3 separate regions of the Mus musculus genome follow, and all the other regions are linked to region 2. A link is a loop called in an ENCODE intact Hi-C map of the cell type or tissue named here. Cell type or tissue: heart. All regions are shown on one strand.

The links. Hi-C counts contacts between places; a loop is a spot of excess contacts. Peaks named below come from ENCODE experiments on the same cell type or tissue, not always from the same donor. Only the 100,000 strongest peaks of a DNase experiment are listed, where the experiment ranks them.
Region 1: it touches region 2 in a loop (11-fold over the local background); 20 of 42 quality-filtered maps call a loop at or near these places.
Region 3: it touches region 2 in a loop (5-fold over the local background); 8 of 42 quality-filtered maps call a loop at or near these places.

Annotation. Positions count from the first base shown.
Region 1 is chr14:45,874,796-45,882,795 of GRCm38, forward strand. No RefSeq gene overlaps it. Among named protein-coding and RNA genes, the nearest start is that of A530076I17Rik, 210 kb to the left of the region's middle. In heart, a CTCF peak has its summit at 3,722 (motif pointing right); no DNase peak of the experiment used is centred here; H3K4me3 peaks cover 328 bases; H3K27ac peaks cover 327 bases.
Region 2 is chr14:46,720,651-46,728,650 of GRCm38, forward strand. No RefSeq gene overlaps it. Among named protein-coding and RNA genes, the nearest start is that of Cdkn3, 36 kb to the right of the region's middle. In heart, CTCF peaks have their summits at 1,599 (motif pointing left), 3,441 (motif pointing left) and 5,289 (motif pointing left); a DNase peak (open chromatin) is centred at 1,581.
Region 3 is chr14:46,564,306-46,572,305 of GRCm38, forward strand. Rubie (RNA upstream of Bmp4 expressed in inner ear) reads right to left here. Exons shown (of 5, transcript NR_046459.1): 2 at 6,782-6,944; 3 at 5,898-5,963; 4 at 4,872-5,460; 5 at 4,026-4,438. Among named protein-coding and RNA genes, the nearest start is that of Rubie, 7.5 kb to the right of the region's middle. In heart, a CTCF peak has its summit at 890 (motif pointing left); a DNase peak (open chromatin) is centred at 1,026; H3K27ac peaks cover 2,553 bases.

The sequences.
Region 1 (8,000 bases), 850 kb before region 2:
TGTATTTAGTAGGAATTGTGCCTTGAATTTTGAATTTGACACTTTCAAGGCTGGTGATACTCCTTTAAGATTTTGAGCAGTCTCCAATCAAGTGGCCGCTTCTTATCAGTGACATGAGAGTAAACAACCAGTATTTCACAGTGCTCAGTGCTGATAGGCTGCCATGCCCAGCTAGTGAGGCACTAACATTTTGACTTAGGATTTATTTAATTTAGAATGTGTTTATTGGGATGTAATGCTGTTGGGAGTGAAGGAGCCTTTACCCTCTATAGGAGTTACTGAGCTTTCGTTTGCTTTTCTCTTCTTAATTGCTTCTAAGAAAGCAAGTGTTATTGAACCCAAATCCATCTGTTCGATGTTTGAAAGCTAATCTTAGGGATCCAATAGTTGGTGGGGAGGATGCTAGGTTTTTCAAGGACTGGTCCACTAAGAATTAAGAGAAGTGTTAGTGTCCCCCAAAAGCACTGTCCTGGGGAACTCATGTAGAGGAAGGGACTTTTGGAGAGAGGGAAAGAAAGTACAATGGGAGGGGGCTGGAGAGATGGCTCAGTGGTTAAGAGCACTGACTGCTCTCCCAGAAGTCCTGAGTTCAATTCCCAGCAACCACATGGTGGCTCACACCCACAGCAATGGGATCTGATGTCCTCTTCTGTTGTGTCTGAGTACAGTGACGGTGTACTCACATACATAAAATAAATACAATCTTAAAAAAAAAAAGAAAAAGAAAGTACGATGGGATACCAGGTGGAATTCTACACGCAGAACAGGTCTCCATCATTCAAGGAAGATGTCTTTTTCTTTTGGTGGCAATATCACCTTCCTAGGGCTACCTCCTGTCTTCTCTCAAGAAGAATATTAATTCTGTAATATAATTAAAGGTGACCAGACACTCTTGGCTCTGTAAGTCTAAAAGAATATTTATTAGTTAATGTTTTAATCATCCTGGGGGCAACTTTTCTTTAAAATTTAGGATGTTGGGCAAAGGCAAGACAATGACCCTCAGAAGGACAACTCCTAAGAGTGTCCACTGCTGCCACCAGAGTGTTGGTGTAAGAACCATGGTTCCAGAAGTTCTAACCTGGCTAAGTTTAGCCACTGGTTCCAATACATCCATTAAAGGGATGCGCAATGGCAAAGAGTAGAAAGGAGAAATCTAATTAATGTAATACTGCTGGAGAACGACCCAGGGACCACTGAGATCATCTTTGAGATTCTCCCACAAGCTTAGGTTTATATAGAGGAAGAATTTGGAGCAAGTAATTTACTGACTGGGCCATCTTCCTTTGTTTCCTGATGTGGAGAGGGAGACCCCTTATACACAGACCCCCTTTAGAGAAGTATAGTTCTCCTATGACAAGCATGAAACCAGAAGCTGACCCTGTGCCAATAGTTTCTTAAGAGAACTGGACCAAAGTAACGAATACTTTGGCTAACATATTCTGGTCTCCTGCAGCCATGTTTTAGGGTGGCTTGCCGCACGCCTCTTCAGTTTTTTTTCTCACCAGCTTGGTTTCCACTCACCAGTGAAATGGCACTGGTTTCCACGTGGGTGGTTTTGACAAAAGCCTCTGCCAGCATTCACATTTGGATTTTTATGTGAACATGTGTTTTCGTTTGTTTGTACCTAGATGGGCGTTGCTTGCTCACATGGTAGGTACAGGACAAACTTCTAAAGAGTTTCCCAAACTACCTTCCAAAGAGGCTGAACCATGTCCAGCTCTGGTGGCAAAGTGGAAAAGTTCTAATCCTATAGAATCTATGTCATCCTTTCATTGTAATCCTACCCCATCCTTCAGTTCCATAGATATGTGGTGACGCCTCACTGTGCTCTGGAGGAGCAGCTCTGCTCCTCCAAAGCATCTTCCAGATGTGCATAGCTAAAGTTACACTAACTAAAAGTGTAGTATAACTAGCGTTATAATAACTAAAGGTATCATGTAACTAAAGGTATACTCATCTAGTTGTAGATGGTGGTTTTGGGGACCTAAGAGTGTAGAGAATATAGTTATTTCTCATAATTGTATGTTATGCTTAGAAGGGTGTTCAAATCTCTTGCATAGCTAAAATTTAAGAATTGTATTTATTCATGTGTATGTATGTGTATGGGGTCATGTTTGCTATGTATGTATGTGGAGGTTAGAGGCTAAACCGTGGAAGCTCTTTCTCTCTTTCCACTGTAAGGTCTCTGGGGCGGACTCAGGTTTCGAGGTTTGGCTGCAAGCACCTTTATCTACTGAACCATCCTGTTGACCCCTCTGTTGGTTTAAATTAATTAAATTTCCTTATTATTTAAATGCGATTTTTTACATGTACTTGATTGAAAATATATACCAGACATGTGCCTTTAAAATACATTTTAACCAAGCCTATGGCTTTAATTTTTTTTTTTGCAAATGTTTTTGATGAATAGTTTTCAATTATTGGTGAAGTTGAGTTCATCAAGTCTGCCTTTTGGGTCTCATGAGTTTGGAGATGTGTGAGAAACTTTGGCTTGGTTTTGTTCTATATTTTGTTCCAGAAGCTTATCAATTTAGTTTCTAAAATTTTTTTAGCACACAGTCTAAGTTGAATTTTTCATCATGTTGGGAAGTGGGCAAAGTGAGCTCATTTCACGTGGATGGCCCCCTGGCCCAGCATCATTTGCTGAGAAGATGGTCCTCTTTTAGTTTCTGATTCCATGTGTATGGACCAGCGCTCTGTCTTCAGCTCCTGGGGCAGACTCTGCAGTGGGTGCTATGGTATGACACACATACACATTCTGCTTGAAGCAAGTAAGCAGTCCTTAGGGCCAGGTTGAATTTGAACATTTTTCTCCCGTGTGCTGCTGTTTTATTTTGTAAGCAGACCCATTTAAAGGTCCTAAATTTCATTAGGAAAACGTCAAATGTGTTCGACTGTTCACAGATTTAAAAGCAGAACTTGAGGTTCCTGCTCTAGGGCTCTTTGGAATTTAGCAGACACTTGTATGGAAGCAGTGCCTGTCAGTGAGGATCGCATGCCAAAGCTAGCCCATTTTGTCATAAAGAGGAACTATCATGCATTTGCAGTAAGAAGTCCATTCGCTAGATGGATACTTGAGAGGACTTGCTGGGACCTTGCAGGGTTTAGTTATTACACATTCTGGTCCTTTAGTAGAACCAATTTAACTCACAAGCCTGGTTTCCTTTTCCAGCAGACAGCAGAATTTTATGCATTTGTGAATGAGTGACAGTCCTTATATTCTTACTTATGAAGTGCTTTATATGATTATTTTAATTCACCGAATTCTTAAAGCTCTGAGATGCAGGCAATTCCTCTCCCCTTTATAAATTTGAGAACTTCTCTTTAGAGAGGTTGTGCCATTTGCTTACAGCCTCGCAATGTGATGGATCTGGAATTCAGAGGCAGTTGTGTTTGACTCCAGAATCTGATGGTCCCCAGATGACAGGTTAACTTTTTTGACTAGTAAAAATAAAGGGGAAGGGGAAGAGAGCTCTTCCTTCCTTCCTCCCTCCCTCCCTCCCTCCCTCCTTCGCTCCTTTCCTTCCTTCTCACCTTAAAGGGGAGAAGAGAAGAATAACGAGAACCAAGGAAGATGAGACCATGTGATCACGACAAAACGATTAGGGCGGAGTTAAATGACTGGGGACTCAAAGGGGTGAACACCTCTGCCAAAATAGCTCCTGAAGCAGGAAAGGTGGAAAAAAGGAGTCGGGTGAGTGAGTTCCTCTTTTCACCACTAGGTGACACCATTGACGCCTCACCTGCTGTCGGGAGGAGGTGCGTTTAGGAGGAATCTGTAGAGCAACTCCACAGTGGACCCCCGAAGCAGTGAAAACTGATTTCACTTACATAGTCTTACTGAGAAAGGAATCCAAAGGGGCAGGAGGCACCTGCTTCGGTCTTTATGTAAATCATTGCCACGTCTCCCAAATATCTACTCCACGTGATGTCAGGGTAAGGGACTGAGCGGGAGAATCTGGAGCCTGGCTTCTTAGGTTTGTAGTCTGTCACTATTAGGAGTCAAGTCACTGGCCTAAGACTTCTGAACCTCATAGCTTTCTTCTATGTGAACGTGAGGGAGCAGCATCTACCTTAGAGATGTCATATGAGGAAGGTGGGGAGGAAGTGACAGGTATAAAGCCACCTTTGTTATGTTGTTAGGTGAGAGCTCAAAACTTCACAAACAGTAACAGAGAGACTCTCCAGCTCAAAGAATAGGATTTCTTTTGCTTTTGTTGAATGCAAACAATACCCTGTCAGATTATAAGCACATTGCTCCCCCTTTTACTTTAAAGAAAATGCTCTATCTTTGCATATTTTGCTTATTAATCACATACATTATTCATAGCTGACTCCAGAAAAAAGGTTCAAGATGATGAAATTAATTTCCGATGGTGTATCAGCTCCCATCTGAGTTTTTGCGCCTCCCACTTTCCTTCCCCATTGTCTTCCTTGGCCCTCTCCCCTCTCCCCAGGCTAATTCTGCTCTAACTGCCCCAGTCACACTCTAGGAAGTAACCCAGGATGCTCTTGTCTGCTGTCTTCCCAATTCAAACTCAGTGAAATTACTTCCTCTTAGTTTCGCCCCCCGGCCCCCCCCCCATCCTTCAGTCTTGGGCATCAAAAATTGGACATGACTAACTGAAATCGTGCTGAGACAGATGTTCCCATCAGCCCCAGGCACACACACATTTTGTAAGGACTTGTTGGTTGAGGTAAAGCAGCAGGTGATGGCTCTTCTAGCCCCATGAGATAATGAAGAGAACCTTGAGCCATAGGGAGGGCCGAGTGCCGTGGCCTTACTTAAGTCCCTGCCGAAGACAGAGAGTCCTTTGAATTTCACCAAAAAGTCAGATTTTCATTTGCTCAGTTTTATTTTATTTTATTTTATTTTATTTTATTTTATTTTATTTTATTTTATTTTATTTTATTTTATTTTTTGCCCTTCATTTTAAAAACAGCATCACCTGCACCCAGGGAAATTGATTCCTTCTATCCATTTTTACCATCTTTCAACATTATTAGTGTGGCAGAGGCTCTAAAAATGTTCTCATAGGCAAGCTGTTTTCCTCCCATAGCAATGCCCCCCCCCCCACCTCATTTTACAGCCATCAGAACAAAGGCCATGTTCTTCAGCTCTCCTTACAGCTAGGAGCAGCCATGTTTGCATGTGGACGGTAGGGTGGGAGCAGGCACGCGGTCTGTACCTTGAGGGAACCTCTCAAAGAAAACTGTCTTCTCATGTCTCTCCCCATTCCCCTTCCAGGGGCTGGACAGCAGATAGGAAGCCTGGAGATCTTGAGCCATGCTCTAAAGTCTTTCTAGGGCTGACTGTGTAGCAAGTGGGCCAGGCTTTGTGACGAATTATTTAGACTATTGGGTCAGCACTTGTGGCTTTAGCCACTTTCTTACAACAGGAAAGTTTCGATGTTGAAGCACGGGTTCATTTGTTTTATCATTGACAGTTGCATTTCATTCTAGCTAAGTGCAGCTTGGACAATGTTATACTCAAAATAAGCAATCATCTCATGACAACCGGGAACACACAGTAAATATATCTCTACTTCACTAAGGCGGTTAGGCAGGGATTTTCCTTGTTGCAGTTGATATGAGTGACACTGAATTTTTTAGCAGCTGACCTTTTCACCTAGATGTTCTAGGTGGTCTGATGGCAGATGGCACAGAGAGTTAGATGGTAGAAATGGAGAAGAGGTGGCGGGAAGGTGCAGGTGATCTTCGAAGAAACGTTCTTTTTTTTTTTTTCTTTCCATTTTTTATTAGGTATTTAGCTCATTTACATTTCCAATGCTATACCAAAAGTCCCCCATACCCACCCACCCCCACTCCCCTACCCGCCCACTCCCCCTTTTTGGCCCTGGCGTTCCCCTGTTCTGGGGCATATAAAGTTTGTGTGTCCAATGGGCCTCTCTTTCCAGTGATGGCCGACTAGGCCATCTTTTGATACATATGCAGCTAGAGTCAAGAGCTCCGGGGTACTGGTTAGTTCATAATGTTGATCCACCTATAGGGTTGCAGATCCCTTTAGCTCCTTGGGTACTTTCTCTAGCTCCTCCATTGGGAGCCCTGTGATCCATCCATTAGCTGACTGTGGGCATCCACTTCTGTGTTTGCTAGGCCCCGGCATAGTCTCACAAGAGACAGCTACATCTGGGTCCTTTCGATAAAATCTTGCTAGTGTATGCAATGGTGTCAGCGTTTGGATGCTGATTATGGGGTGGATCCCTGGATAAGGCAGTCTCTACATGGTCCACCCTTTAATCTCAGCTCCAAACTTTGTCTCTGTAACTCCTTCCAAGGGTGTTTTGTTCCCACTTCTAAGGAGGGGCATAGTGTCCACACTTCAGTCTTCATTTTTCTTGAGTTTCATGTGTTTAGGAAATTGTATCATATATCTTGGGTATCCTAGGTTTTGGGCTAATATCCACTTATCAGTGAGTACATATTGTGTGAGTTCCTTTGTGAATGTGTTACCTCACTCAGGATGATGCCCTCCAGGTCCATCCATTTGGCTAGGAATTTCATAAATTCATTCTTTTTAATAGCTGAGTAGTACTCCATTGTGTAGATGTACCACATTTTCTGTATCCATTCCTCTGTTGAGGGGCATCTGGGTTCTTTCCAGCTTCTGGCTATTATAAATAAGGCTGCTATGAACATAGTGGAGCATGTGTCCTTCTTACCAGTTGGGGCATCTTCTGGATATATGCCCAGGAGAGGTATTGCTGGATCCTCCGGTAGTACTATGTCCAATTTTCTGAGGAACCGCCAGACGGATTTCCAGAGTGGTTGTACAAGCCTGCAATCCCACCAACAATGGAGGAGTGTTCCTCTTTCTCCACATCCTCGCCAGCATCTGCTGTCACCTGAATTTTTGATCTTAGACATTCTGACTGGTGTGAGGTGGAATCTTAGGGTTGTTTTGATTTGCATTTCCCTGATGATTAAGGATGTTGAACATTTTTTCAGGTGCTTCTCTGCCATTCGGTATTCCTCAGGTGAGAATTCTTTGTTCAGTTCTGAGCCCCATTTTTTAATGGGGTTGTTTGATTTTCTGAAGTCCACCTTCTTGAGTTCTTTATATATGTTGGATATTAGTCCCCTATCTGATTTAGGATAGGTAAAGATCCTTTCCCAATCTGTTGGTGGTCTCTTTGTCTTATTGACGGTGTCTTTTGCCTTGCAGAAACTTTGGAGTTTCATTAGGTCCCATTTGTCAATTCTCGATCTTACAGCACAAGCCATTGCTGTTCTGTTCAGGAATTTTTCCCCTGTGCCCATATCTTCAAGGCTTTTCCCCACTTTCTCCTCTATAAGTTTCAGTGTCTCTGGTTTTATGTGAAGTTCTTTGATCCATTTAGATTTGACCTTAGTACAAGGAGATAAGTATGGATCGATTCGCATTCTTCTACATGATAACAACCAGTTGTGCCAGCACCATTTGTTGAAAATGCTGTCTTTCTTCCACTGGATGGTTTTAGCTCCCTTGTCGAAGATCAAGTGACCATAGGTGTGTGGGTTCATTTCTGGGTCTTCAATTCTATTCCATTGGTCTACTTGTCTGTCTCTATACCAGTACCATGCAGTTTTTACCACAATTGCTCTGTAGTAAAGCTTTAGGTCCGGCATGGTGATTCCACCAGAGGTTCTTTTATCCTTGAGAAGAGTTTTTGCTATCCTAGGTTTTTTGTTATTCCAGATGAATTTGCAAATTGCTCCTTCTAATTCATTGAAGAATTGAGTTGGAATTTTGATGGGGATTGTATTGAATCTGTAGATTGCTTTTGGCAAGATAGCCATTTTTACAATATTGATCCTGCCAATCCATGAGCATGGGAGATCTTTCCATCTTCTGAGATCTTCTTTAATTTCTTTCTTCAGAGACTTGAAGTTTTTATCATACAGATCGAAGAAACGTTCTTGAGTAAATCACAGAGCAGTTCTGTGAACATCTCCCTGGCCACAGTTTAGGTTCATAGTCACACTTAGTTAGAAGAGAG
Region 2 (8,000 bases):
CCCCCTGTCTCCAGTGGGACAACTCAGGAGGTCTGGATTCCCCAGCCTCCATGATGTGTGAACCAATGCCTTACAATTCATCTCCATTTATCTACGTGCCCATTCTCCTCGTTCTGACCCTGGGGGGTGGGGGTGGGGGGAGCTTGATTAAAACACATGCCTAAGCTGTGAAGAGTACATTCTCCTGGGGTCGACCTCCTTCCAAGACCCACTTGCTTGAGAAACATGAAGGTACAATCAGATGGGAGTTCTTCCCAACATCACCCAGTCACTCCACTTCCAAGGACACCCTGGTGGTCACTTCCCCTGTATAACAAAATAAAAAATAAAATAAAAAAAAACCCTTCTTTGCCGGTTTATTCATCAAAATAAAGTGACTTCATTGTTTGGGGCCTCTGGGAAGAGCAACGCACTGTGGCAAGAGCCATGGTCAAGCAAGCAGCTTCTATCAGGAAATGAGAAGCACACAGGAAGAGGTCGGCTTGGCCAGGGAGAGACTCCTGTGGGTAAGGACACTTGGCCTCAAGCCTGATGACCTGACTCTGACTCCTGGGACCCATATGACAAGAAAACTGACTCCAGCAGGTTGTCTTCTGACACACACATACAGAGAGAGAGAGAGAGAGAGAGAGAGAGAGAGAGAGAGAATAACTTTAAGAGACCTGACCAGGTATGGTGGTTTGTATATTCTTGGACCAGGGAGTGGCACCATTTGGAGGTGTGGCCTTGTTGGTATAGGTGTGATCTGGTTGGAATAGGTGTGTCACTGTGGGTGTGGGCTTAAGACTCTCACCCCAGTTGCCTGGAAGTCAGTCTTTCACTAGCAGCCTTTGGATGAAGACATAGAACTCTCAGTTCCGCCTGTGCCATGCCTGCCTGGATGCTGCCATCCTCCAGTGGTGATAATGGACTGAACCTCTGAACCTGTAAGCCAGCCCCAATTAAATGTTGTTTATATAAGACTTGCCTTGGTCATGGTGTCTGTTCACAGCAGTAAAACCCTAACTAAGACACCACGGTTCTATATTATCTTCAAAAGTACATCCTCAATGAGATATACTTCTCAGGGCTGGAGAGATGGCTCAGTGGCTAAGAACACGGACTGCTCTTCCTAAGGTCCTGTGTTCAAATCCCAGCAACCACATGGTGGCTCACAACCATCCGTAATGAGATCTGATGGCCTCTTCTGGAATGTCTGAAGATAGCTACAGTGTAGTTACATGTATAATAAATAAATAAATCTTTTAAAAAATCAAAAACAAAAGAAATGAAAAAAATCAACAACAAAAAAAAGGAATCTGAAAAAAAAAATAAAGAGAGATGTACTTCTCAATGAGAAAGGCTAAAGCAGAGGACAAAATTAGATCCACTAGGACCGGGGTAGGTGCAGGAGAAGTGGGAATTGCATTCTCAATGGAGGCTCTTAGGGAAGGAATGCCTACTTCCTTCCCTGTTTTTGAATGACTCCTTACAGCTCCCAGCATGCAAGTCATTGCCACCAAGAGCTTAAAGACTTAGACCCTTGTTCCTGAAGGTCCCATCACCTCCCACTAGTGCCACCCAGAGGCCAAGTCTCTAACCCAGGGATATCTGGACCTCTGGTGGACACTTTACCCAGTGCACAGCAGCTGTGGGGATAGGAACATACTTCTTTGTTTATGATGCCATTGTGAGCCATTTTAGTAGGAGCGATAATGCGGCTGCAGATGTCATGTGTAAACATTGCATCGTGGCTTTGTGCTCGTGTGTGAGTGAGTCTGAGAGGCTGCACGGGAGCAGCGGTTGAGAGTAAGGCTGGCCTGTCAGCACCCCAGTCAAACCGCTGAGTCAAATCCACCAACCCCCTACATTTGATGTCTGTAAAAATGGATGCAATCATAGAAACGATCAGAGGGTCTACCAGACCCTGTGGAGAGACGCAAGTGGGGCTCGCGTTATGCCTGGGAGTGAGGCTTCTCTGAGAATCCTGTTTCTACTTACTGCTGCGTCCTAACCCAGCCCTCAAAGAGTCTTCTGGAAACGTGTACAACGCTTTGCACTTAGCCTCTGTGGGTTGCAAGTAAATAGCAGAAACATCTTAGGGGAGACCTGAGTCCCAGGGAGCTGGCAGTGCAGTGGAGGGGAAGATGTTCTCTTGGTGGACTGAAGCAGGGACCTCAGGCCCCACCTACAGACTGGTCTCTTCTACAGTAGCTCCCCAGTGGTCACGTCCCTCGCTGATTACTTCCTTATGTTACAAGGCCCTCGAATTTTATTGCCAGGCAGGCTGTGAGGGAACTCCACATGTTACTCATGGATTCAGAGAAAAAGTGATACATAAATGCCCACTCCAGAAAAATATCAAACTTTGTTTCTGGCCTGAAGAACTAAAGAGAAGAGAGGATGCATTGTGGTGAGCAGGTAAACGCAGAAACAGGACATAGCTCTGGGCGTGATGGACTAGGAAGAATGGCGGAGGGGAATGGCTTCTCTGTCAACTTTTACAACTACTTGTTTCTATGGTGGAGGGCAGTGGATCCTTGCATGCCCCAGTGCACACACGGAGAAGGGAGGAGAGCTTGCAGAAGGTCAAGCTCTCTCCTTCTACTGTGTGCATCCCAGAAAGTCACCAGGCCCCTTGGCAATTGTCTTCACTGGTCGTCTTACCACCCACGAGTGACTTCTTAATGCCATGGGGTTACTTCAGAGGGTTGGCGATGGTTTGCAATACTGTCAATAAGCTAATTAAGTTAGACATTTTCAAATGGTGGGTTTCATGATATGTGAAATTATACCATAATTTGATTTTTTTGTTAATTAAAAATGTCTGGCTGTGGAGAAACCTATTCAGATGGGATAGACAAAAAAGAAAAGGAAAAAAAGAGAGAGAGAGAGAGAAAGAGGCCAGCTCTTCTGAGAGGCTTCTCTGATACTGAAGACTAAGGGACCAAAGGGAGCCAGCCAGCCCAGGAAGGTGCAAGGGAGCTGAAGGGAGCCAGTGCTGGGCAGGGCAGATTTGCTGTTCCTCACTTGTCTCCAACAGGAAGGGAGAGGGGGTGAGGTTAAAGCAGAGGAAGAAAGCAGGTCCCCTAAGACCCTGGGAGGTGCAGGAGAAGTGGGAAATGCATTTTCAATGGAGGCTCTCAGGGAAGGAATGACTGCTTCCTTCTGCCATTTTTGAATGACCCCTTGCAGCTCCCAGCGTGCAAGTCATTGCCACCAAGGGCAAGGCAAGAGATTCCAGAGAGCTCGTTCTAGCAGCTCAGCTTTCCCACTTTGAACAGAACTGTAACCAAAGGTTACAAATTACAAGATAACTTTGTTACTAGGGAACAAGCAATCTGCAACAATGAGTTTCTTGTCTGTCTGTAAAGGGGTACAGGATCTCCTAACTACAGAGTAAGAAAAAGGGTTTCTGGCTTCTTGTCTGGGGCCAGCGGCTATGCTATTATTAAAACAGGAGTGCCCTCTAAAGGTAAAAGTCTAGATTGCAGTTTACTATTAAACCCAGCCTGGAACTGGATTTAACAGTATGACTGACAAATGACTGTCAGCCACATTCCACTGTGGCAAGCCAGTTCTGTGTTACTGGAACCTGGAGGGAAATATATAAAGGAAGAAAAATTAAAAGTTTTTTGTGCAATTATAATATAAACAATATTCAACATCTTCTGTCTTGAGCAATATTCTCCCTCTGTAGGCTGAAAGGAGAGAGACGGGAGAGAGAGGAAGAGAATGAGGAGAGAAAATAAAACAGGTATTCTAGCTTACAATGTGATTGTTAGGAGACAACATGTGGTGGGATGGTCATCTCATGTTTGGCAAACTACAAAGTAGTTTAGAAATGCAAGACTGTGATATCTAAATGAACAACAGAGTGATACCAAGCCTTCTTGGTCCCTGTGGTAAGGGCATGAGACAGGTGGAGTCCAAGACACCAGCCATTCAGCTGTAGTATGAATGTATTTGAAGAAGTAATGATATGTGGGGAGATTGGGCAGAGAGACAGAGAGAGGTGAGGTGATGGGTGCAAGCATGAAAATATGCTGTAAGTTTTTTGTTTTGTTTTGTTAATTTCATAGGGATGGATTTTTTTTTTCAGAACAAAAAGTCACCAGAAACAAGTATCTAAGTGGTACACACCACAGCTCCCTTGCCCCCAGCACTGGGGAGGGGGATCTATTTGGGAAAGAAAAAGAAAGGGAGGGTACGTGGCACCTCTAAAAGTGGCATCGACGTTTGTAGTGGAGCTCACTCCTTTAAAAGATCCAGGCCACCTTAAGTACCAAAATGAGAAAGTGTCCCTGAGAACTACAGGAGTTGGGGGCTTGAGGTAGATGAAGTCCACCCTGTCTTTATGCAACCTCTGACTGATAGCCATTACAAACCCAAACCTATTCACTAGACAGAATGCTGCCCAGCTCCACCCTTATGTAGCTTTCAACTCTGACCTGTCCTCTCCGTGTTGGCTTTGGTTCCCTCAGTCCACGTGGGAGCCCACAGGCTTTTTCACTCACTTCTCATCTTACCTCCTGCCTCGTCAGCCAGGAATGAAGTAATAATTCACCCGGTTGCTGGCATTCCCATCCATTTGACTGCTCCTTGCCGGCTTCACCATTCAGGCCTTCCAGTGTTGAACTCCATAGCAGAGCAAGCCAAGGAAGGGGACCTGCCTCATGCTGGCTTTTTCAACTCAATGAAAGTCTGGAAAGCAAAGTGAGAGACTATGGCCCACTGGTTTCTTCTTTCTTTGGATTTTGTGCTCTTGTGAGGCTGGGCTGTTTGTAGACTGCATTTCAACTTCAGCCTAGAGAGGGCTTTCACACAGTTTAAAAGAAAAGGCGACTGTTATGTAGAAGCTTGTTAATACAATGCTAAAAAAATAAGTGTGGTTCAGTGAGACCCTGGGTTTCATTCTCAAAACTGGAGGGAGGGGGCAATACTGTGAATGTGTCACATGCATGATCTCACCACTTAAAAGGCTGACACAGGAAGATTGCAATTTCAGAGTCTTGATATGTTGCTAGCCTGGGGGTGCTAAAAATGCAGATGAGGGTACAGGGGGTGATGGTGGGCATGGGACAGGAGAGGAAGGGAGGGGAGGGAGAAGAAACCATGCTGAGATATATCTCAGTAGTAAGCACTGTGTAGCATGTGGCCCATGTCCCAACATTGCAGGAAAAGGAATTAAATAAATATATTACTGGATTCGCTTTTCCTAACGCTAGCCTGCTGTGGTGGCCTTTGAAATATCATATCACTTTTGTGTCCTCAAGTTTGTTCTGTCTGGACTGCAAGGGGCCTGCAGCGCCCCCTATTGGTTGGTTGGTTTAGTGCCAGCTCATAGAGGACACAGGTTCTGACACAGTGTAGAATGCCCCAATGAAAAGGGTTCCAGCTACTTCAACTGCAATGATACAGCCACAAACAGATTTTTCACATCAGAAAGAAAAAAAAACTTATTTTGGAAGAAAAGATCTTTCTCTTTTATTATAATAGAAGGTTTGACATTTGAAATGGGGAGGCACCCAAGACGAGAGTGGTCAGGGGGAAGGCTACACACATGGGGAGGCACCCAAGACTAGAGTGGTCAAGGGGAAGGCTAAGCACAAGACTAGCAAGGAGGTCAGTTCTCAGAAAGACATCCCACAGGTCAAAGCCAGGGATACCTAAGTAAAGTAGACACTTGTGGGCCCGTGATAGGTAGACCTGTTCCCCATTGAGCTAAGGCTCAAAAACCTGGTGATCCTGAAGGGATGGTAGGCGCTTCTCCTGGTTCCCAGGGACTAGGCTCCTGTCACTAGCCTGAGCCCCCACAGATTGGTGGCCATCAGTCACATAAGGGCAACACCTCAAGCCCCCACAGGTAGAGGATGTGACCTGTAGTCACATAGGCTCAAGGCAGAGCTCCATTTTAATGACGTAACTAAAGGCCTGGAGGACTTAGCCAATACACTCTCCTTCCCAGACACTCCTCCCGGCAAAAGGCATTTAACCTCAGGCCCACCCTGAGAAATAGGGTATGGTTTTACTCATTCTCTTTCTGAAATGACAATAAGTGCCTTAAAACCATGGACTGCCTCTTTTCATCAGGATCCAAAGACCTTTGCCTACAGAGCCACCATCTAGTCTCCCCTAGAAGGCCTCTCTGTGCTCCCAGCCACAGCTGCCACCAAGCCCAAGACTGCTGCCCATCAAGTCAAGAACTCCCCCTTGGGACCAGCTAGAGTTCTCCCCGCCCCGGGGTCCTGAGCCACATCCAGCCTATGGGCCCCCACTCCATTCTTAGCTCTTCCTCTGCTCCTAGTGGTGCCTGGGTGTCCAAGAGCCTAAGAACCAGACACCCCAGCCTCACCACAGGCCCAGGAACTCCTACACTAGCTCTGGCTGTCCCACGCCTCAGACTGTACTTCCCCACCCCAGGAGTGTGTCCCAGGCCCGGGGATGGCGTGGGGTAAGTGTGGTCAACTCCCCGTGTCCTGCCTCCCCGAGTGGCCAAGCCTTGTGGTAGAGCAGACGGGGGACCCCATAACCTTACAGACACTGATGGGCCCTAAGCACATGACAAAGCTCTGAAAATGAGAAAAATCACTGGGTTAGCGATCTGGAAGCGTCACGGTGTGCAAGGTGGGAATGAGAAAGGAAGCCATGGAAAACAACATTGCAGGACACATCAGGGCTATCAATTCCTAGCAAGGGCCATTTGCATCAACGTTAACTAACGCGTCTTTAAAAGGGCTAAGACACTGAGCAAAACAAAATATGTTTTTACATGGTACCTGCTGACATCCTCAGCTTAATGTCCTCAGGCAGGGGTCAAATGAGAGGCTGAAACCACATCTGCCTCCGTCACATATTGCATGCACACTCACCACAGCTGGCCTCTGATTATGAAGCCCCTTCATGCCCGCTTGCTCTTACTTTTCTATTGGCTCTTTTGCAAGCGCTTCCTCCGGACAGGAAAGTCTCCACTCTGCTGTGATGTGCAGCATCAGGACTCCAGGCGGCTTGTTGGGGCCTCACTGTGTTTACCTGTGAGGGAGGATGAACGGCTGAGTCAGACCACCTTTGTGAACTTCCAGAACACTCCATTAGATGACGCACAAAGGGTCGTATATTGCATGATCCCATTATCTGAAATATTCCAAATAGATACATCAACACAGTCAGGATACAAACCGGTCTACAGTTGCAAAGGATCGTGGGAGCAGGGATAGGCAAGAAGGCTGCAAGGAGTTTTGCATTGGCATAGTAGGAAGATATCAGGAAGAACCAGAGATGGTGGTGGCTCCGAGTGAGTGAACTAAATACCACTGAACTGTTTACCTGAAAAAAAAAAAATGGTGAATTCTATAAGAATTTCTCCTTGAGTAAGTTATAAAAAAAAAAAAAAAAAAAAAAAAAAAAAAGCCCAAGATTGCTTAAAGTGGAGAGATGCTTGATTTTATACGAAGGGCAGAAAAGAATTCTGGAGGGGGTGATGGAACTGCTGTTTGCTTGGCTGAGGCTGTAATCGCTGTCTGCAACAGCCCAAATTTGCATAGTGATGTACAAATAAGCATGATTTTTACTGTATGTAATTACAATTTACTGTAAAAGCAAAGATGCATCCAATAGAAACAAAATCAATGCTACTGTCTTAAAGCTTCTATTCCTGAAATAAAACGCCATGACCAAAAGCAAGTTAGGGAAGAGGGAAGTCAGGGCAGAAGCTCACGACAGGAACCTGGAAGCAGGAGCTGAAGCAGAGGCCATGGAGGCACGCACTCACTGGCTTGCTCAGCCTGCTTTCTTATAGAAGCCAGGGCCACAGCCGCAGGAATAACACTGCTCATTGATCTGGGACCTCCCACATCGATAATCCCTCACAAAAAAGCACCACAGGCTTGCCCATAAGTCAACCAGATTCAGACATTTTCTCAACTGAGGCTCTCTCTTCCCAAATGACTCTCGCTTGTGTCACATTGACAGAAACCTAGCCACCACAGTTACTAACTAAAATGTGCTGCAGACCACTTCCT
Region 3 (8,000 bases), 160 kb before region 2:
TTGGCCCCTGGTCTAAGCTACAGAGAAAGTTGTTTCTGATTACAAGTTCCTTCCTTCAAAGAGAATCCCATAAGCCTTGTGCCTTTGCTGGTGTCTTGGAGCGAATAGTTGTGGCCATCTCTGTTCAATTCAACTACCTCGTGAACTTTGAAAAGTACGAAAATTTATTCAGAGAAGGGGTATCTTCTAAAAATTGATTTACATAATTCTCTCTCCAATAAATTTCTAAAGAAACAAGCCACACATGACAGAGAGTACTGAGACAAGTAGAGATCAGGGAAATGTCCTGATCTCCTTGATATAACTAAATAAACCAAAATAACCTGTGTCCCTAGTGGGACAATGGGTCATGAGCATAGAGTGTAACCTATTCTACACACCATCCTTGAATTTACACACTGTGGTCTCATAATGTGAGTAGATGTTGATATAAAATTCACTACATCTTCCTGAGTCTGTTTCTCAACCTGGAACAGCAGCAGACACAGCAAGGAAAGTTTAAGTAGCCATCGTTTGGTGCCAGTGGAAAGAAAATGGGAGAAGGGGGAGGGAGAGGAGGAGAGAGGGAAGGAGACAGGATATGGGGGAGACAAGGAGATGGGAGAGACAGGGAGAACGAGAAAGAGGGAGGAGAGAGAGGGAAAAGAGGAGGAAAGAGGGAGAAGGAGGAGAGAGAACAGAGAGAGGGCGGGAACAGAGAGAGGGAGGGAGAGAAGGAGGGAAGGAGCTTTGCAAGCCCAGGGCTGCTTAGAGCTGTCTAAAATGGCCTGTTAATCCCAAATTCGGTAGGTTCACCTGCATTACCTAATCCTTCCAGCCCCCCACCCTATCTTTGCTGCCTACATCCCAGTTTTCACCACTGTAGTATCCACAGTGCCACCTGCTGGTTATAGGAAGCATTTCGTGGCTGTTAGGGCTCCTTGTCCAGATTTTATTGAAGTCCATCATGACTTACTAGCAAAGTCAGAAGAGAAAGCACACTCCTTAAAGTTAAGAAGAATCCAAGAGCCAAGCAAACCATGGATTCCTGGAAGCTCAGCGAGACCTGGCAGAATCTCCTGGATGCAACTAGTTTAGAAGGAATGTGAAACAAAAACGGTGCTGCTAGATTCCATCAGCAGGGCTCTAGGGATATATAGAGAGAGCATCAGGACAATGCCTTAGAAGTTTCCAAAATTCGCTGTTTCATAACCATCGTCTTGGGCTGCTTCTTCTTCTTCTTCTTCTTCTTCTTCTTCTTCTTCTTCTTCTTCTTCTTCTTCTTCTTCTTCTTCTTCTTCTTCTTCTTCCTCCTCCTCCTCCTCCTCTTCCTCTTCCTCTTCCTCTTCCTCTTCTTCCTGACAAGTTTTTTCAACCTTGAAGTAAGGTTTCCCACCATTCTCCAGTTTTACTATAGCCCACCATTTGCATCTCAGGCATCAGTCAGACAAAAGATGGGAGAAAATGTAACCCCTAGAATTCACAACTCCTGGGGATGACCCAGCACATTGCTACAAGCCTCACTGAGGAGAACAAATGTCCAGAGATCCTCCAGGATAACCATGGGGTCATTATCTTGGGTTAGAAAGTATGAAAATCAGGATAGCAGTTCAATACTGACTCTGTGTCTCTAGGATTCTGACATCACACTACAAAAATGCAATGCTGTAGCATGCCCTCTACAGTAACTGTAAGTATAAGGTGGAAATCTGTCCATGTTAGGAATCAAAAAGGTCTGGGAAGGGCACTGGCCCACCACAGCCTGACAGTCACTGTATCAGGGAGGACAATTTCAGAAATGTAGATTGTTTGCCAAAATGTTTGCAAGATTTAGGTGATAACTAGTAATTTCTAAAGAAAATTTTCTGTACTTATCAGCATGACGTTTCTTTGGGGCAGCTATGTTTCCTTCCTTTTTCATCCCCTGGCATACAAAGACTAACTTGTGAAATTTCAATCAGACAGTAGAGATGACCGGATTCATCCTTCTCTCTCTCACACATTTTCCTTTCAGTTCTGTTTGCGTGTGCTCTCTCACTGTCTAAAAGGGTAAATTTGTTCCTTGCATTTTCTTACCTTTCACCAAATTCAGAAATCTTTTCTTTCTTCCTTCCTTCCTTCCTTTCTTTCTCTCACTCTCTCTTTCCTTCTTTCATTCATTTATTCATTCTTTCTTTCTTAAATGCATATAAACCTCAAAATACTTTCTCTTCACTTGGGAAAGCTCCAACCAACCCCTCCTCCTGGCAATTAAATGACTTTCCACCTTAATATGAATCAACACCTAGAGAATCAGATGAGGTCTCTGTGAACCTGCTTTGATAGATCAGTTTCCTTCTTTCTACACATCTCGAGCACATCTAGACCTCACATTATTCAGATTATGCTAGGAATGATGAACCAAAACAGCAGCAGTGGTGACTAAAGAGAAAGCTAGGTTTAGGTCCGACCCCCCCCCCACCTTTAAAACAGGCAATAACCTAAGGAAGAAAGTCTTTGAATGTTTGCAGAAAGAAACAATCTAAGCAGCTCGGGGTCCCACCCAGAAGGGATGGCTGTGGTACAGCAGGGGAGGGGGAGGGCCGTTAGCATCGGTCTATGCCATGCCTGCTTCCAGAGAATGCTCAAAGCACCAGCGTTTGTTCACTTAACACAGGATCCACTTCTCAGCCCAGGAAGACCCTGGTAACAGTACACTTAGCACTCAGCAGCTATTTGACCTATTTTACTAATGTGTTTGGGAAGGAGGTTAATTAACAGTGGATGGCCATATCCTTAAGCTTAATTTTTCCAACAGCCCCGCTCATAAAAGGAAAAACTGAGTATGTATTGGAGGAAGCAAGCAATTAAGTTGCACAAATAGTGAGCTCATTGAACTGCAGCTGACTTCTATCATGTCAAAGAACAACTAAACACAGAAGCAATAAAAAGATTGTTGCCCCGACCACCACTGAGAACCAACCGGCAATAAAGATGGATAACTTCCTACTTGAAGTCACTGATTAAAGCTCTTTAGAAACCAAATGTTACACATAGGCATAAATGGAGCAAAATATTTTAATGCGTGTTTGGCAGGTTCAGAAACATTTTATAGTCAATTTTAAATGAAGGTTTATACAACAACAGTAAAGTCCACTTACAGCAGCCATCCACATGGCTTGCAAGAAAGCTACAGTGCTCCCCTGAAAGGCTGGAGTCACACTGGGGAATTAAAGTCCCATCCCAAAGAGCAAGGGGTAGGCCCTGGGGGGGAGCCGAATTCCACAGTATGGGTCTTCTGAAACCAAACCCAAGAGCAGAGTCCCAGAAACCCATTCAGATGGCTGTGACCCTTGAAGGCAGGTAAACAGACTCTCTATAAGCAGTGACCACACAGCCCCTCCTTGCCCGTCCCCCTCTGCTCCCTTGTCCACCTCCCAAAGCTCAAAAAGGTCAAGGTTTAGCGCAAGCTGCCTGTCAGAAGAGAGCCCTTTCATCTAGAGTTCAGTACAGCCTGGCACCAGGCTCGGCTCCCAGGAATAGCAGTGTCGGGAAGGTGGGCTGTCTAGATTTGACCAAGAGAATATGTCTGACAGAGGGGACTTGGCTATCAACCTAAGTGTCTGGGGGGCGAGGTATCTTGTGGAGGAATGGACCCCAACATTCACCCCTGCCTTTGCAGGGACACCATATGCAGCTGTGGGGAGACGGGGTGCTTTGCCTGAAAAGTTGCTTATAATTTAACATTCAAAATGATGTCAACAGGCCTAGAGAGACCAGCGGTGAAGAGCACTGGCTGCTCTCCCAGAGATCCTGAGTTCAATTCCCAGCAACCACATGGAGGCTCGCAACCTATACGATTGTAGTCCCATGAATTCCTATGTCTTCTTCTGGTGTGCAGATGTACATGCAGACAAGACATCTGCATAAGTAAATGAATCTTTAAAAACCAAGAAGCAGGAGGAGGAGAAAGAGGAAGAGGAAGAGGAAGAAGAAGAGGAGGAAGAGAAACAGATCTTTGCATGGTTGCCTCAGAACTCAGCACTGTAGCAAATTAAAGCTGTTTTGGTTTTTTGTTTTATTTTGTTTTGTTTTTCACAAATGAGCTCACGTGCCACATTCCATTACAATCTTTCTACTTCCATCCTAGAATATGTCCCCCAAATGGGGGGAGCACTGCTGAAAAATATGCTTCGCTCTAGGCATAGCCCTCTGGTCTTGGGCTTTCTGGGCTCCATGCCCTGAAGCAAGATCATGCCTAGTTGCAATCCTCCCCCCACCCCACCCCACCCCATGCCACCCAGCTCTTCCTTCCTCCCTGTGCTCTTGTTTCTTCTTTTTGCACCCACCGATGTCCTGGTCATGGTCTGTCATGGTCATCATGTGGTTCCTGAGCACAAGCATGGGGAGGGGTTAGCCCCTTCCTTTCCAAGATTTAGTTTCTTTGCATGAACCGCTGTGGCTGAAACAGTCAAAGGAGCTGAAATGAAAGAAATCATTTTCATGCTTCACCTTGAGCAAAACTAAAAACGAATACAGCACTTCTCATCTTTCTTGGGTACAAACTAGGAACCAAAATGACCCAGGTATATTGTTAGTGCTAGGAGACAGTCATAAGGCCTTCTTCCCCTCGCTGTCTGATTAGATACAGCCATTCTTCACATGCTCCCTGACCCACTCCCACACCTCACCCCTGAGATACAGGTCTGGATTTACTATACAGAATTTAGAAAAAAAAATGTACAGCGCACACATACACACACACACACACACACACACACACACACACACACACACACACACATATATATGCCTTGAGGGATTCTCCGTGCAGTGGAAGTTCATACTGTGACCATGAGAATCACTTTATCAGGTGAGAAGTAGATATTTGGCATTTCCCTAAGAATTCTCACCACTTTTCAAGAGAGTTGTCATCGGATCCGTGGTATGCAAATCGAATAAAAGGTATGAGACGGGAAAGAGTACATTTATATAGATTTCATCTCATTTGCAGGAGGAAATCCCAGGGGTGCAGTGTCTTCCTTCCACTTAGCCCTCTCCAGCTTGAAAGCTCATGCAGGCTGTGACCTCCAGGCGCTCTCTGCAGGTTTTCTAGTACTGTACATGTCAATTCAGGAATTGGAAAGAACTGCACAGCACCGGAAGGGGGGTGGAGAAACGGAGTTAGAGTTCAGAGACCGGAGCCGCCTGCTTTCTGGAAAGCCCTCCAAGCTGAGATTCACTATCCAAACAACCAAAGCCAAATGCTTCAGTTCCCCTGTATTAAGAGAATAAGAAAAAATGCCCAGGAAAGCCCACGGTTTCCTTCCACACGAAGAGGAGGAAGCAGGGAGGGTGGCAGGCGCCCATAAGCAGTCAGTACTTCCTCCAGGGCTGGTATCTATTTCCGCCCACTGGCGTGGGGCTGGCAGCTTCATCACCGGCAGCAGGAGACAGGAGATGTGTGATCCAAAAAAAATCCATTTTTGGCTCCAGTTTCACCTTTAAAAAAAACAAAAAACAAAACAACAACAAACAAACAAACAAACAAACAAAAAACAGTTGGTCTAACTTGGAGAATCCTATGTCAGTTTTTCAAATGGCGGAACTTCAAGAATATGGCAAGACGGCTCAGCAGGAAAAGGATCTTGCCTCTAAGCCTGGTGACTTAAGTTTGATTCCTTGGACCCATATGATGCGAAGGAGAGAACCAAAGCAAAGTTGTCCTCTGACCTTCACAAGCATGCTATGGCAAATGTGCAGCACCGCCTCCCCTCCCCCAGCACCCCCCCCAGCCCCCCCTGCAATGAATAACTAAATAAATGTAAAAGAAAAAAAACAACCATGAGTAGAGTAAGGGAAACTACTACTTAGTCTATGCTAAGGTTCAAGCTCACAGGCCTCGCAGGCATTTGAGGCTACAGAACAGAAAAGCATACAGACATGATGAAGAACAGGCACTAATTTTCTTCTCTTCCTTTGAATTAGCAGGAAATGCCAGGGTCCTAAATAGAAACAAAACGGGGCATGAGTCTATTAATAGAATCTCGAAAGTATGACTGAACTAGCACGTCTAATGAAAGCATATTTAAAACGTCCGTTTCCACATTCCTTGCCTGTACCTCGAATTTGCTTCTCTGCAGACTAAGATAAAGATCTTGGTTCCCGTTATTCATTTTAGCAGCACCCTGCAGGAGAAACTTCAGAGCCCTCCCTGAAGCCCACCACACCCAATTCTAACCACAGTTGTATTTGTAGGTACTTTGCCTGAGGACTGACACCTTCCCCAAGCAAGAAACTAACAGCAGGAGGAACTTGCGCACTGCATTTGAAAGGATTCTGTCTGGAATCAACAGATGAACACAATAAAATTGTTAAGGTGTACATTACTATAATATTTGATTTGTAATTACATGGATATGTATAGGAAACATGTGCTTCATTCAAGCACATACACAGAGAGATTTAATGATTCCGGAGTAAAAACTAATAATCAGCTCCTATTTTTGCCTTCATTCCATAGGAGGAAAAACCCTAGGAGCTAATGTCATCTCCTTAGTCTTCTTAGCATTAAGTAATCAAACCCCCTGCTACCAGGAAACCCTAGACAGGCTCCTTGAGGCTCTCCTTATTCTTGCCTGGATTTTCCTTTCATGAATTAAAACTTCAAGAAGAAAACGGTAATTTTCCAACATCTTTTCACATAGGGCTTGCCTCTCCCCTAAAACTTTTCTGAGTCAACTTTTCATAAGATGAATCACATTAAAAAACAAATCTCTTAATTATACCATATAAGCTAACCAGTAAGCCATGACCTCATCACCTTGTATGTAATAAGACAGCAGAGACTCCCAGACGTTCCAAAGCATCTTGTCTCTGTGTTGTTCTGGCTTATTGTGCAGCAGGCCCGAGAGTTCACAAAGAGCTGCTATCTTCCTTCTGCATGTTAGCAGATCCCATGGCCCCACTTGCCTGCAGATGGAAGTCTGAGAACCAAGAAGCAAGAGCTAAGTTGGCAGACCAGCGAGGTCCTTTGAAAAACCACCCATGAAAATGGACAAGAGGAAAATGTTCAAGATGAGCTAGGGGCAGAAGGTCCTCAAATTCACAATATTCCACCAACCCAAACCAAAACATGAATACCAGGGAAACCTGGAACTCAGCTAAAACAGGAGTGCAACCTCCAGACTAGAGAAGATGCAATGAGCTATTGCTCTGACTGAGCCCAGGAATGAAGTGGATAGAAACCCAGGACCACTTCTCCTGCACATCGTATCCTCTTGTGGCTCTTGCTTTACTGTGAAGTCCTCTGTATGATAGTTGCTAGTAACATTCCCAGTTTGCTAGAAGTAGCATAAATCATTACCATTGTGTGTGGAAAACTTGAAGTCCATCCCATAGAAGTACAAATATTTATTCTGTCTAGTATTGTTTAATAATTGTTCCCAAAAACTGGAGAAAGCTACTTTCTTCTGATAAAGAGGATGTATTCCTGACACTCAAAAGTAATTTTAAGTTCCTATCTTTCAATATGAGTTAATACAACATTTATTAAAATTGTCAGATGCATCTAACTTGTTTGGGAAGATGGAAATTGCCCCTGATGCATCAGAAGTGAAGAGAGAAAGCCACCCACTGAATCAACAGTGCCCTGCTCAGGACCTGCAGTGACATTCTTCCTTCACTTCATTTCAGGTGATGATCCAGCAGCAACTGGCTATAAGCAAGCATGTCATTCTGCATCCTCCTTGCTTGGTTCAGCCCTCCCTTGCTTAGTACAGCCTGCCCTGGCTTGGTACGTACAGCCCATGCTCATCCAATGAGCCCTGCAGTCCACAGTGTCCCCATGGCAACTGAGCCTCTACCTTCAAAATAAGCTCACAGCAAAAAGACATGGCTTTGAAAATGTATCTGGAAGTATAGAGCCCAGGGTTTGTGCTGCTACCCCAAATGTAGTCTGTGGATGTGAGCAACCTAAGAGCCTTGGTTTACAAGCCCTGAAACAAGGGGACAGTAACATTTTTGTTAAGAACTGAGACTAG